5 separate regions of the Homo sapiens genome follow, and regions 2, 3, 4 and 5 are each linked to region 1. Evidence: chromatin contacts called from ENCODE Hi-C or POLR2A ChIA-PET data. All regions are on one chromosome and are shown on one strand. Each heading gives the region's core, a stretch centred on a gene start or an enhancer-like site at or near the end of the contact. The rest is flanking DNA. Distances are from core to core; before and after follow the strand shown. Region 1 holds the start of EOLA2-DT (EOLA2 divergent transcript). Region 2 holds the start of MTM1 (myotubularin 1). Region 3 overlaps MAMLD1 (mastermind like domain containing 1). Region 4 holds the start of CD99L2 (CD99 molecule like 2). Region 5 has its middle 21 kb from the start of MTM1.

Region 1 (2,700 bases), core at 1-2,500:
TTAGCCAACCCTTTTCTCGTCATCACCACAAAATCACAACAACTGTGTGTGTGTGGAATCCCTAGTAGGAACTGATGTAACTGAAAAGGCAAGAAGGGGGTTGAGTCCCCTCCTACCTGGTGCTGCAGAGAGTACCTGCTTTACGGCCAGAGGAGGAAACACTCTTCCACTTGGTTTCTTTACCTGCACAACAAGGAAGATAAAGAGGAAAGGTCATTAAATGCAAGTCAGCAAAGCTGGTTAATGGCCCTAGGAAGGTCTTCTACTCAGCAGGCATTGGAAACCAAGAGCTGGGAGGGCCGGTCCTAAGAGTAACACATGTGCACCTCACTCACGGTTTGGTTCTGCTAATCAGAGCGGTGGGACCCTCCACATCTGTCTGGGTCACAGGGTGCACCAGTCCGCAGAGCAGAAAATCATTTCAGCAAGTTGAGTCACATTCCTACAGCTGAGCACGCTCCATCCGAGGGGAGAAAAATCACACTTCCCCTCCCATTGTCATCGGACGAGGGTTTGGGGGGCCTAAATCCCATTGTCCACTGCTTAATTCTGGTTAGGTCATGCTGAGCACGGGGCCACAGGCCACAGAGCTATGCACCGCCCGGCCTGGGGTCCAGGCGAGCTTACAGCACAGGGGCCAAGCGGGAGGCAGGGAAGACCGGGCCGAGATGGGGCCGCTGTGTGTGGAGCAGCACTTGCAGACGCAGGTCGCGGGTACACGCGCTTAGAAGGAGGGGGGCCGAGACCATGGGGAGAGCAAGGGACACCAAAGGGCGCTTCGGGCGCGCCCCGCACGGGTTCTCTGCCCGAAACCCAGGGGAAAGAAACCCCAGCCCGCAAGTACCGTCTGCAAGAGGGCCGAGCACACGGGCTCCGGCATCAGGGGCCCTGGTACCTTTCAGCCGCGGCCGGTCTCACGGCCTCTGGACCCTGAGAGTCGTGGGCGTTCAGGGCCGACTCTGGCTTTTGGCCTCAGAGTACAGTCCTCCGCCTCCTCGCGACCCAGCGAGGCCACCGGAGCCAGCGAGGAGACGTGGGCCGCGGTGAGAAGAGAGAGCACCCGGCTCGTGTCAGGGCTGTAAGGTAGCTGCCGCTTACTCCCGGAAACCGGTGGCCAGTGACAGATGCTAGCGGTCCATAACTTCGGCTTTCATGCAGCTCCCGTCGTCCCTTTCATGAGGAACGTACGTGTGCGCGTAATCACGCACGTACGTACACCACGCACGTACGCAGGAGGCCCGTATTCAGCCACGCCTATACACCGCCAAATCGCTAGGAAGCCACGTATTCACGAAGCCACGCAGTGACGTCGCCACGCACGTACGCACGCACTTGCCACAAGGAGACGCTGTTCAGTTTACCGGATCCTGTCCCGCGCCAGCCAACCAGGACAAGGCCGGGGAGCTCGAGACAGGCAGCCTAGACCAAGAACCGGAAGGAGGAAAAGGAACCGGAGGGAGGAAGAGGAGGGGCGGGACGAGACCACCAGGCAGGATTTTTAAGCCCAGAGCTGCGAGACCAGCAGGAAGGAACTGGGAGAAACCAATGGGGAGGGGATGGGGGCGGGGCTGAGAGGAGGAGGGCGGAGCTGGGGGAGGGGAAGGGCGGGAGTGAGGAAACCGCTGGGGCGGGGTTGAGAGTGGGGCGGGGACTTGAGGGGATGGGGCGGGGACTTGGGATGGGGCGGGGACTCGAGGGGGTGGGGCGGGGCTGAGAGAAACCATTGGGGGCGGGGCTATGGGCGATCTGGGCGAGGAGAGGCTGCAGGAGGAGCTCGCGGACTCCTGAGAACCAGCGCGGGGAGGGAGGGGGCTGGTGAGAGGAGGAAGGTGGGGCTGAAAGAAACCAGTGGGGAGGGGTTGGGGGCGGGGCTTTGGAAGCTGGTGCTGGAGAAGCAGGGCAGGGCTGGGGGAGGAGTGGGGCGGGGCGGGGTTCGGGGGGGGCTGGGGCTCGGGGAGGGGTGGGGCGGGGCTGAGGGAACCGCCGGGGAGGGGCTCGGGGGCGGGGCTTTGAAAACAGCCTTTGGAGAAGCGGGGCTGGGGGGGCGGGGCAGGGCCGAGGGGAACCTCTGGGGTGGGGCTGGGGGGTGGGGTTTGCACGCAGCCACAGGAGAAACAGGGCGGGGCTCAGAAAAGGGTTGGATCGGGCTGAGAGAGACCGCTGAGGGGGGTGCTGGGGGCGGGGCTTTGGAAGCACCCGCGGGAGAAACAGGGAGGAGATGGGGAGAGGCGGGGCTCGGCGCGGGGCGGGGCTTCGGAGGCAGCCGCGGGAGAAGCAGGGGGGGGTTCGGGGCAGGGCGGGTCTGAGCGAAGCCATTGGGGAGCGGCTGGGGGCGGGGCCTTTTAACCAGCCGCAGGAGGAGCCGGGTGGGGCTGGGGCGGGGCGGAGCTGAGAGAAACCGCTGAGGATGGGCTGGGGGCGGGGCCTTGGAAGCAGGCGTTGGAGGGGCGGGGTAGGGCCGGGCCGAGAGAAACCACTGGGGAGGGTCTGGGGTCGGGGCTTTGCCATCAGTGGTGTGAGGAGCAGGCCGGGGCAGTGGGCAATTGAGCGAGGAACAGCTGCGGGAGGACTCCGCGGACTCCTGAGAACCAGCTTAGGGGAGCGGCGGCTTGGGGAGGTGTAGGGTGGAATCACGAGAAAGCTCTGTGGGAGGGCCTGGTGCACAGCTCAGCTGCAGGGTGGAGCTGAGGGAAAGCCGGG
Region 2 (2,700 bases), core at 46-2,545, 630 kb after region 1:
ATGATATATGAATATATGTGTATATGTGTGTGACTATGTAGAAACACACGTACACATATACACTGGTATCAGGTAAAATGCTGTTTTTAGATGCTGGAGAACTAACACATACAAGAGAAAAAAAACAGGTCATGATAAAGTCATCCTATTTACTCGAACTGCTCGCGTATAAGTATTATGCAGTACAAAGAATATTATGCTCATTTTTCTATGTGCCAGGTTGTCTTTTCTTTTTTTAATTTTTTTGACACGCAGTCTCGCTTTGTCACACAGGCTGGAGTGCAGTGGTGCCATCTCAGCTCACTGCAACCTCTCCCTCCCGGGTTCAAGCGATTCTCTTGCCTCAGCTTCCCGAGCAGCTGGTATTACAGACACCTGCCACCACGCCTGGATAATTTTTGTATTTTTAGTAGAGACGAGGTTTCACCATGTCGTCCAGGCTGGTCTCGAACTCCTGACCTCAGGTGATCCGCCTGCGTTGGCCTCCCAAAGTGCTAGGATTACAGGCGTGAGCCACCGCGCCCGGCCCAGATTGTTTGTTTTATTTGATTACACAATGAATTCTCTTCTTGAAGTTTGCCTTTCTTCTCTTTTTCCTGTCCCTTTCTTTTTACTGTATCAATAGTTGTCTGACCCAAACCTCAACAAGTAGAAGGAATTTTGGACTGAAATGTTTCCGTTCACTAAGTCTCAATTGCGTTCTTGGAAAGGTGCTGGCACAGCTGAGGGACACCCCAGCTGTTAGTTGAGTTTGTGAATTGCAGATCCTGCCCCAGAGTCAGTGAAATTTCTTTTTCCCTTATACTATCTCAACTTTACGCAGCCAACCCTGTGTACCCAATAATAGCTCAATTTAGTGGCATCCGCTAAAGTCTTGTATAGAGAAGTTTTCCCTCTGGATTTCCCCTTTACTGAAGAAAAATGGGGAGACCCAGACAAGGGTCCCGGGACTACGCTTCCCAGCCGCCTCCGCCCGGCGCCCAGTCCAACTTCCCTTACAGGGATGGCCCCTGGCATCTTGGCCCCGCCCATCCCCAGCACCATATTGCGAACTACAATTCCCAGCTGCCTCCATGCGTCGGACCCTTCAAAATGGGCTTCCCAGCAGCCTCTCGGGCGAAGAGCCCCGCCCTTCGGAGCTGCTCCCCAGGTCGACCCGGCGCACTCTTCCTGCCCCCTGCCCCGTCACGTGATGCAGTCCCGCCAACCGGCACGGGGAGGCGGGCAGCGGGCGGTGGCCGGGGGCGGGCAGGCCGTGGGGGGCGGACCCCAGAGGGGGCGGAGCAGGGCCCGGCAGCCGAGCAGCCTGGCAACGGCGGTGGCGCCCGGAGCCCGAGGTGGGTGCGCGCTCACGGCTGGCCTGGCTCGGAGCCGGGCACTGCGGGGACCCGTGGTGAGGGGATCGGGAGGAGGAAGTTGGGACTCCTTGGGCCAGCGGGTCGCGCGGGGCCTTGCCGCACCGTCAGGGTTGGGTGGGGGTTTCGTCCAAGCGCCGTCGCTGTCCCCGCGGGGCAGGGCTGAGGCCAGGGAGCAGCAGGCAGGTACCTCCGGCTTCCTCCCGTTCTCCCCGCCCAAGGTGGCCGGCCGGCGGCGGGCGAAGGTCGGGACGGGGGTAGGGGTTGGCTGGCCGTGGAGCTGGGGGCGGACGTCTCAGCCACTGCCTGGACTTTGCTTCCCCGTCCCGGGGCGGTGAGTGGGCCGGGCGTCCGCCCTGCCTCCCCGGCGACGCTCCGCGGCTGGTCCTCGCCTTGGCCCTCCGCACGGAGCGGGCGTCCGTCGCATCCCCGGTGGGCCCTGCGGAGCGGCCGCAGCCCGGCACTGGCCGCGAAGCCTCGATGGCCGCTCTCGGCCAGTGTTTCTGTGTCATACACGAGAGGTTTATCTGCTTTTGCAACAGTTGAGGGAAGATCTTAGAGGGAACGGTTAGTTCCCTGATACGCAGTCGGAAGTATGTACAGGCACGAGCAAGCGCCCGTGGCCGGGTTGCCTCCCTTAACTGTCTTTTGCTGCGCTCAGGAAGTGAAAACTAATTTTAGTATTTGCCTAAGCAAGTAAGAAGTGAATCTGCTGCAAAAATTATATTAGAGCTTTATAGACGCACGCATCGTTTGAGGCGAAGTGGGTTGCGACTGGTTTTGAAACAGATACACCAGATCTTCACAAGAATAAAATTATAGCATTTTAGAATTGACTGGCATCCTGAAGTTTACATTGTTCATTTGTTTCCTGGATGGGGGAACTGAGGCCCAGAGAGGGTAACTAATATGTCCCGGGCTTCAGGGCAACTTAATGGCAAAGCTAATATCACAAGCCAGCTCTTTGGGGGTATCTTGGTGTCTGTCTAGTCTGGATTCTTTTTACCACAGCTCAGTATTATTCCTTGTGAAATAAGCACCTTAGAGTCTTGAGACTGAGCCAGCAATTTTGCTAGACTGCAAACCATTTTGAATTTCCTTCAAAATCGGTTTACCAACCAAATAAGACAATCAGGCCTGTTACTTTGCAGACACGTTTGCCTTCATCCAACATATATATTGGGCACGATCATGTATTCACCAGATTTGATTCTGAATGGCTTTTGGCTGCTTCACAAAATCAAATCTACTTTTCAGAGATTCCACACCATGGGGGAGATTTGAACCAGTGGTGCTGCCTGCAGCACCAGTGTATAGTACCCTCCCGGGTGCTTGAGGGTGGATA
Region 3 (2,700 bases), core at 31-2,530, 570 kb after region 1:
CTCCATTTTCCAACGATTCTAATTGTCAGTGTCAAAAGGCAACAACTGTTTTCTTGGGGCTTATCTTTGGAGCACATTGATTCAGAACAAAGGATGGGAGCCTCCATCTGCAAAACAAAGGAAGCAGCCTCCTCGGGAGGCCTGGAGAGAATGCTCTGGCTCCTTTGGCCAGGGACAGCAGGACCAGCATAGGAGCAGAGGACTGGCGGTGCCTCTGGACACTGCCGTAAGGTGAAGAGACCATGGAGGACCGTCGCTTGCTGGTGGCACCCCAGACTTGAAGATCCTGCAGAGCTGGCCACCGGCACCCAGGCTGGGTGTCAGCAGCGCTGTGTGGCCTTGGCAGTTTCCATAGTGATAGGCTGGCCAGCTTTTCCATTAGACTCCGGGGTCCTCTGGAATGTGTGCTTCCCGGGATGAAGACGCCCCAGCACCCGCTGAAGCCTGCCCTGCCCCGGCGTGGCCTTTCCTTTTGTCTGGCACGCCCCTGGGCTTGGCTTTCTCTTTCCGTCCCTCCCTTCGGACTTTACCGCACTTCCCCTGCTGTTTCCTTAGTCACACTCTCCAGCCTCCATCTGCCCCTGCCCCTGAACCCCTACCTCTGTACAACTGTGTTATTTGATGAAACTAATGCAGCAACCGGTGGGGATGGAGTTAAGGACCGTTTAGACCTAGCCAGCCACGCAGGAATCTGTCCCCAGAAGCAGCGGAAGCACCTGGTCTGCAGTTAGGAGATACTGTACTTCTTAGCCGTGTCACCTTGGGCAAGTCATTTAACCTCTCTGAGCCTCTGCTGTCACATCAGTAAGCTGGGGACTGTAGATCTTCTGCCCTGATGTCCTGAGACTGGTACAAGAAGAGCCAAAGCGAAAGGACTGCCTTCAGAAATGGCTGCCAACCCTGACCATCTCAGGCAGATCCGGATGGTGTGGCCTTGGGCAGTGGTCATGTGACCCCCATGCTCCTCAGTGTCCACATGGGGTGTTGCTAGATGACATAAAATAATGGGTGAGACGTGCTCAGTATAATGAGAGCTTGAGAAGGCAGATCCCACCCCCCATCCCCACCCCCACCCCTTGCCGCCTTGCCAATGCTTTGGCAGGGAGAGGGCAGCTCCATAGGGCAGCTGAGAAACAGCCCCTCACTGCCCACACGGCAGCTCCAGTGGAGGGGGAGGCAGGGACCAGGACAGGAAGCAGGCTAAGGGCGGGATAGAAAAGCAAACCCCAGTCTGGTGGAATCGCTTCTGGTGTAGTCTTCCCGGTGCCATGTGTTTGTCCTCTCTGCCTTGGCAGGAACCAAGGCCAGGAACTGCTGCCAGGCCTGAGAGCCGGGCACAGTCCCAAGCACTGGGTCGCTACCCCGCCCCACTCCCACCAGCCCCACTGAGTGCAGAGAAGGGTTCCCAGAAGCCCTTTGCTGGAAAAGCAGGCACTGCACGGGCAGCCCGTGTTGTAGAGGCAAGTCCTCTGGCATCTTCGGGGGGACACAGACCAGAAAGTGGACTTGGAGCTTGTGCTCCCAGACAGAGCTGCCTTGGTGGTTGAGAAGGGGAGAGAGATGGCAGCAGTTGAGCAGAGATGGCCGGGCTCCCCTCACTGTGTGGGGTGAGGCTTCAAGCACTGGACTGGGAGTCAGACCTGGATCCGAGTCACAACCTGACACCAACTGGCTGAGGGTCTCAGAGCAAGTCATGCCTTTTCTGGGTCTGGGGGCCTTCATGTTATTCCCTCCTGGCTATGTTCTTCCCCTTTGCTCCTTGAGCCGATCCCAGACTGAGTGCTGAAACTGCGGCCTTGAAACTTGGCTCGCTCCTCCCCCTGCCCACCCAGCCAGCTTTCAGATGGAGACAGGAAGCTCCTCCCAATTGCCTATGCTGCAACTAGTCAGGAGAAGGGCGGGAGGTTGGCAGTAAGTGTTTGGCTACTCCCAGTGTTGGAGACTGTGTCCACCTGACCATGTGATCATCTGGCCGTTCATGCCAGGACCACCAGGAACAAGCCTCAGTCCTCTTCTCAATGTCCTTTCCCTATGACAGCCCTGCAGAGGCTAGGTATCCACCACTACATAGCCCACAGTCTGCTCTGCCCCAGCCACAGCATCCTTGGCTTGCTCAGCCATTCTTTGTCTGGGTAGTTTGAAGTCCAATCCCCACTCTCATTACTTACCATCCTCTGAATGCAGCCAGTCTGTCTGGGTCTCCCTGAGACTGGCATGCCCAGACTCCTGTGGGTATAGTCTGGCCAAGGCAGAGTTAGCATAGGACTGTCACCTCCCTCCTTCTACATACTCTGCTTCTATTAATGCAGCCTAATGTTACATTTGTTCTTTTGGTGACCGCATCTCACTGCTGACCCATCCTGAGCAGATGGACATCCAAAATGCCTAAAACTTTTTTCTGTGTGCTCTTGCTATTAAGTTCTGTCTCTCCTGCCCCATTCTATGCTGTTGCAGTTGTGTTTTTAACCCAGGTGCAGAATCTTACTTTATTTATACCTGTGGAATTTTGCTCGAGAGGGTGGGGCATGCATGCGAGTGTATGCTGGTGTGTTTATTCATGCTTTCTGCTGCACCAAAGCCAAGTCCTAGGTCCCCACGCAGCGATCCTAAGGCTAATTATTAATTGGTAGCTGTAATCTAATTTGTCTTTTTCATCTTCTGTTTAGCAAGAGGAACAGAGATCAGGTCTTATGGCAATGA
Region 4 (2,700 bases), core at 38-2,537, 960 kb after region 1:
CTCTTCGTGAATCAACTCCAGGTGGGTTGCCCACATGAAAAACATTTCTGCATCTTTTGCAAAAGTGGCTTGGCTAGTACCATCCACTGTTTTCCAGTGTTCCTTTATGTGACATAAATCTTACTAGAACTCAGTACTAGGACAAAGTGTGTGTGTGTGTGTGTGTGTGTGTGTGTTTCCTGAGCTCACATATTTTCCACCAGCTGGGTTCGCTTCTATTGTCAGGAAGCTTGGAGCATAATTCACGTTCAATTACAGTGTTTCCCTTAATCCCTTTTTCTGATGGGGACATAGGATATAAATAAGTGTAAGAAGATTCTGTTGGTACATGTTTAAGACCCTATTTTTAACCACAGACTGCATTTATTCTACTAAGATGCTTCTCAAACTTGAATGTGCCAGAGAATCACCCGCGGATCTAGTTGAAATGCAGAATCAGACTCAGTAGGTCGGGGGCGGGGCGTGAGATGCTGCAGTTCTTACAAGCTCCCAGGTGATGCCTATGCGGCTGGGCCCTGGACCACATTTTGAGTAGCAGAGGGTCTAAGAAACGTGCTTCCTTGATTCAGCGGGATTTCTCTCTCCTGCTCCTTGGCAAAACATGACCAAAGTCTCAAAAACTGAAGCGGACGGCAGAAGCACCTAGAGAGCTGGTTAGACCTACGCCTCGCTGACCCCCCCCCCCCCCCCCCACAGCCCATGCCCGCTGTGATCCCGATGAAAGGGGCTAGGAATCCACCTAGGAAGTTCCCCAGGTGCTTCTGCTGTCGGTGGCCTCGCAGCAAATTTCGAAAATGACTGCTCTCTTCAAGGTTTTCTCAAAGGTAAACTCTTGGGGACAGCTGTTGTCACCAGTGGTACACCTGCTCGTTCAGGATTTTAGGGGGCCCATCCCGCTGTTTCCAGCCCAGCGTCAGGAGGGGACCCACCCCTCCTCTCCGGCTACTCCGACCGCGGCGGAGTCAACCCCCACGGGCCCGGGGCTCGGACCCCCGCCGCTCCGCCTCGCACAGCCGGGCCGGCCGGTGGCAGCCACCGCAGGCCCGAGAGGCGGGGACCGTGCCGCTCATGCGCAGAGCGACCCCTGGGCCCACAAGGCGGGGTCCCCGCGCGGTCCCCGCGCGCCCCCCGCCCGCCTTACCTCGCTGGACCAGGGTGGCCAAGGAGAAAGCGAGGCAGACAAGGAACGCCGAGCGCCAGGCCACCATGGCTGGGAGCAGGCGGAGGGCCCCGGAGGAGCACAGTTAGCGCGAGAGCGCCCGAAGGGGAGGCCGAGGAGGAGCGGGAGGAGGAGCCCCGCCGCCTCTGCAGGGTCCCGCCCAAAGCCCGCGCGCGCGCGCGGCGCGGCCCCGGGAAGATGGAGGTCGGGCGCGCTAGAGAGCCGGCGCCTGAGGGCGCCTGGGCTGGGGTTAGGCCGGGGGGCGGGGCGAGGCTGCAGTATCGGGGGCGGGGCCGCGTTCTGGAGGCGGGGCTCCGGGCGAGGGGCGTGGCCTGCGGGCACCCGGTGGGTGGGGAGGCCTGGGTTGGGTTGGGCTGGGTCCAGCGGCAGCGCGCGGTCCGCAGACCCTGTCCCACCTCGGTCCTCGAGACCGAAGTCTCGGAGGTGGCCCCGCGGACCTGGAGCAGTGAGTCACCAGTGCCGGGGAGCGGGAGGCGGCAGCGCCGGTGGGCGCCGATTTCCTCCCGGGTGACCTTGAGAAGGGCTCTTCCCCTTCTGGCCTTGGTGTTCTCCCGGTGAAGGGTTGTTCCCTTGGGGCCCCTCCAGACACCGTCCAGCACGGAGCCCCGCACTCTGTCCCCACCCGCTGTTCCCTGCAGGAGTGAAACCCTGGCCGGAGACTGAAGAAAAGGACCGTTTTCGTGACTGGCTGCGGTCAACAAGCAGTGACACGTCTCGAGAAAACGAGGCCGGGGGCGCCCGGGTGGGCGACAGGGGAGGATGGGGGCGTCCCGGAGCCGAAGCGCCGCGGGCTCGGGAGACTGGGGGTAGGGACTGGGTCAGCTCTCCCGAGGCTTTGATGAATGCGCTGAAAGTGCAAGTTCATATCTGCAGAGTCGATCTCAAAAACGTGCTTAATGACCGACAAACGCGCTGCAGTCCTTTCCCATGAACCCCCGCAAACGGAGTCCGTCTCCCAGACCCGAAGAAATCAGATTCCGATACGATACTGTGCCGACCAGCAAAATGCCCGCTGCAGCAGTTGATGGGAACGCTCCCTAGAAGAGCCCCAGCTGCAACCGGCTCTCGAAGACAAAGAGGAAGCGCTACTGCTCTCCGGAGTGGTAGCGTGAGCCTGTCCCTGCCATTATGCGGCACCGGCTGCCCAGGGCCACATCCTCCTTAGAGGGCGGCTACTACCACCTCCCCTCAATATCCATTCGGCAGCTTTCCTGTGCCCCCAACCCAGCCCTCGCTGCCATAGGCACCCCCCTCAGTGGCTCCCACCAACCCCTAAGGAACAGTGGGGTGTGGGGTCTCCCTGAGATGGAGCCGAAATCTCCCGTGTGGCTTACATCCATTGCCCTGAATCTTAGGGCTGCAGAAACAAAACAGCATATGAGGAGTGGATCTTCCCAGGCTCAGGGCATTAATTACTCTATGAATGGAACATTATTCCATTCTAGCTGTAGAATTAACAGAAATAGCTGGTAGTTATTGAACACACACTATACACATGGCATATTCCAGGCATTTTACCC
Region 5 (2,700 bases), core at 6-2,505, 610 kb after region 1:
CTACAGGCGGGAGCCACTGTGCCCTGCTACTTTTTGTATTTTTGGTAGAGATGGTGTTTTGCCATGTTGGCCAGGCTGGTCTCAAAGTCCTGGCTTCAAGCGGTCTGCACCCAACACATTTTTGTGGAGCACCTACTGCACACCAGGCTGTCTGCTTGGTGTGAGAGAGAGAGAGAGAGAGAGAGAGGGAGAGAGAGAGAGAGATGGTGGTAAGCAAAGAAGGCACTGCCCCTATCCTCCAGGAGCTCAAAAACTGCTATTTGCCAAGGACTGCTTCTGTGCCAGACACTTTACAGGAGTCCTTGTGTTCAGGCCTCATAATAATCCTAGTGCTATTATGATCATCCTGTTTTATAAATGCAGATAAAGAGGCTCAGAAACAAGCTAGGAAAAGGGAGGTAGATTTCAACTGAGGTTTCTCAGACTCAAGGAGACAGGAAGTGCTCAGAGGGTGGAACCACAACACAGTGAATGTGCTGGGGATAACCCTGGGGAAGGAGGGGTCCCTCGTGTTTGGTGGAAGGGGGCGGGAGGCTTCTTAAAGGCGGAGGCATGCACAGCTGGCTCTGCAGAGCTGGAGGCCCTCTAAGGCAGCGAGGTGTGAAGGAGTGGACTTTGGGACAAAAAGGAGGTTTGTTTTACTACGTTGTTCAAACTTATGACATCCTCCCAAAGTGGGCACTGTCGTTATTTGGCTTGAGCCCCAGCTACGCTTGGCAGCGGAAGACAACAGCTTCCTCTCGCATGGCCCTGCCCTGGAGAATTGTCACAGCTCCTCAGATGGAGACATCACAGTTAGGAAGTGTCACCCAAGAAGCAAGTCTTCACCCCCAGCCACAACTGCCAGATTTCATTCATTCATCCATTTGTTTCTTCAGCAACAAGCACTTCCTAAGCACCTGCTAGCTGCCAGGTCCTATGCTGGGCATGGGGTGAGTGTGGGGTTGATGAACCCTGTATTGATAGCGAACGGTATTGGGGCCCCCTCACTAACCATCCCTACCCCTCCCGCCACTCTTTCGGGCTCTAGGGATGCGGAACAGGGCAGACGCGGTTCTCAGAAGCTGCCCCTCCCCCAGCACAACGCGAGGGTGGGCTTTGGAGCTTATGGCTTGTCAGCAAAAGAGAGCGCATGCAGGGCCTTGGCCGGTGGCAACCTGAGGGTAGCAGGTTCCCATCCCAGAATTCCCCTGGGCAGGCCAGCTTCTGAGGGAGTGTCCTGTTCCCTCCGGACTTGGCTCGATGGGGAGCCCCAGCCGAGTTACTGGCAGTCACCACCCTCCCGGGTCCCACCCACGCAGCGGCCAACGGAAAGCTCTGGCCCTCCCAGGCTGGAGTTTGTGCCAGGCAGGCTCCAGTAGCGGGGCAGGGCCCGGGTGCTTCGCTCGGCAGCCCCCACGCCCCTTCCTCCACACCCGAGGGTTGGCAGAGGTCCCCTAAGCCCTCGGCCTGTTCCGACCGCGCGCGAGTCTCCGCACCACTCGGTGCCCTTGACCGCGGACCTCGCTGCCTCTCCATTGGCCCGGCCGGTCACGTGCGCGGCCGCCGGTCCCAGCCGGCTACAGAGCCGCTGCTGTGCCCGGTCTTGCAAATCGCCGCCGTCCAGCCGCCTGCTCTGGTGCGAGTCTTCTCCGCTTTACGACTCGGACTCAGAAAAGCCGGCCTGGGCTTCGGCCACTTCCCCAGCACCCGTGTCTGCCCTTCCAATTGCCCCTTTCCTGCCTGGCACGACCTGGCCTTGCTCACTGCACGCTTCCCTTCTAAGTGAGCCTTCTTTTTCCTTTCCCTCAGCCAGCCTTGAAGTCTCCTTCGACAGAGAGTGAGACCTGCTGTCCTCCCTGCCCTTAGTCACTGTCCACTCAGCCTAATGCCTCTGTGGAAGAGGAGGAGCCGCCATCTCTGAACTGTTAATGGAGGTGGGGAAAGAGAGCCAAGCTAGGAAACAGGTTGATAGACGGATCGGCCCAGTCAACTGTGAACACAGCTGCTGATTCATGCAATATGTGTTTACTGAGCACCTACTGGGTATCAGCAAGGTGTTAGGTGCTAGAGACGGAGCAGGGAACAAAACAGGTAAGATCCCTGCCCTTAGAGACCCACCATTCTAGAGGATAAAGCCAGACATCCCAGGTGTGGCCTTTCACAAGACCGCCCCTTAGATGCAATCAGGGGCATTCATTCATTCATTCATTCATGCAAGTGTTCTCTCACCAAGTCATTTCTGAGCTCTCCCCACCCTGGGTCCTGAATTCTGCTGGGCACTGTAAGGAGAGGAGAGAGGAGATCCATCAGCACCAGTCCTAGCCCTCAAGAAGCTCAAAGCCCAGTAGATGTGAAACCCTATAATTATACTGGAAGCTAGTAAGGGCTGTGCCTAAGGTATTACTCTGGGCACAGAGGACAATGCAGTCTGAGCATGGCTGGGTGTTCTGCAGAGAGCAAGAGCAGAGCCACTTACTGAGAAGGGTAGGAAAGCTCAAACTTGTTTTCTGACACCACGGTTGGTATCATGTCTCCAGCCTAGGCTGGTGGCTTGACTTGCTGTCCTGTGAAAACACCAGTGTGGTTGTGACTCATTAGGCTGGGCGGGTGGCAGGAGGATTGCCAATTACATTTGAATTTCAGACACACACACTCACCACACACACATCATTTTTAATGTAAGTATATTTCAAATATTACATGGGACATACTTATACA

What was found. A loop is a pair of places that touch in the nucleus more often than their neighbours do. ChIA-PET counts read pairs that join two places held with the same protein, here RNA polymerase II (POLR2A). Pooled maps may share reads with other maps.
Region 2: a loop to region 1 is called in a map of CD8-positive, alpha-beta T cell, with 13 times the contacts of the local background. The contact joins the promoter of MTM1 here to the promoter of EOLA2-DT in region 1. A Hi-C loop is called at or near these places in 3 of 168 maps with a recorded cell type or tissue (CD8-positive, alpha-beta T cell, gastrocnemius medialis and naive thymus-derived CD4-positive, alpha-beta T cell), 1 of 37 single-sample maps with no recorded cell type and 23 of 50 pooled maps. POLR2A ChIA-PET finds 5 or more read pairs at or near these places in 22 of 52 experiments (A549, B cell, CD4-positive, alpha-beta T cell and 17 more).
Region 3: a pooled map shows a loop between it and region 1 (16-fold over the local background). The contact joins the enhancer-like site here to the promoter of EOLA2-DT in region 1. A Hi-C loop is called at or near these places in 4 of 50 pooled maps. POLR2A ChIA-PET finds 5 or more read pairs at or near these places in 2 of 52 experiments (PC-9 and WTC11).
Region 4: a loop to region 1 is called in a map of HCT116, with 19 times the contacts of the local background. The contact joins the promoter of CD99L2 here to the promoter of EOLA2-DT in region 1. A Hi-C loop is called at or near these places in 2 of 168 maps with a recorded cell type or tissue (HCT116 and ascending aorta), 2 of 37 single-sample maps with no recorded cell type and 15 of 50 pooled maps. POLR2A ChIA-PET finds 5 or more read pairs at or near these places in 1 of 52 experiments (Panc1).
Region 5: a loop to region 1 is called in a pooled map, with 10 times the contacts of the local background. The contact joins the enhancer-like site here to the promoter of EOLA2-DT in region 1. A Hi-C loop is called at or near these places in 8 of 50 pooled maps. POLR2A ChIA-PET finds 5 or more read pairs at or near these places in 5 of 52 experiments (BJ, CD4-positive, alpha-beta T cell, activated B cell and 2 more).

The regions. Positions count from the first base shown.
Region 1 is chrX:149,937,298-149,939,997 of GRCh38, forward strand. It overlaps EOLA2-DT (EOLA2 divergent transcript), which reads left to right and starts at 1,251. Exons shown (of 12, transcript NR_027456.1): 1 at 1,251-1,489. EOLA2 (endothelium and lymphocyte associated ASCH domain 2) reads right to left here and starts at 1,194. Exons shown (of 5, transcript NM_001013845.2): 1 at 896-1,194; 2 at 136-183. RefSeq lists silencers at 1,640-1,909, 2,020-2,099, 2,380-2,439.
Region 2 is chrX:150,567,326-150,570,025 of GRCh38, forward strand. It overlaps MTM1 (myotubularin 1), which reads left to right and starts at 1,296. Exons shown (of 15, transcript NM_000252.3): 1 at 1,296-1,337. RefSeq lists a silencer at 1,098-1,777.
Region 3 is chrX:150,507,296-150,509,995 of GRCh38, forward strand. MAMLD1 (mastermind like domain containing 1) reads left to right here. Exons shown (of 8, transcript NM_005491.5): 7 at 2,667-2,700. Among named protein-coding and RNA genes, the nearest start is that of MTM1, 60 kb to the right of the region's middle. Within about 2 kb of position 1,281, at least 23 of the 41 ENCODE cell types and tissues checked have a DNase peak (open chromatin) inside an H3K27ac peak, as active enhancers do.
Region 4 is chrX:150,897,381-150,900,080 of GRCh38, forward strand. It overlaps CD99L2 (CD99 molecule like 2), which reads right to left and starts at 1,288. Exons shown (of 11, transcript NM_031462.4): 1 at 1,142-1,288. The coding sequence starts at 1,208. RefSeq lists a silencer at 963-1,572.
Region 5 is chrX:150,546,341-150,549,040 of GRCh38, forward strand. No RefSeq gene overlaps it. Among named protein-coding and RNA genes, the nearest start is that of MTM1, 21 kb to the right of the region's middle. Within about 2 kb of position 1,256, at least 27 of the 41 ENCODE cell types and tissues checked have a DNase peak (open chromatin) inside an H3K27ac peak, as active enhancers do.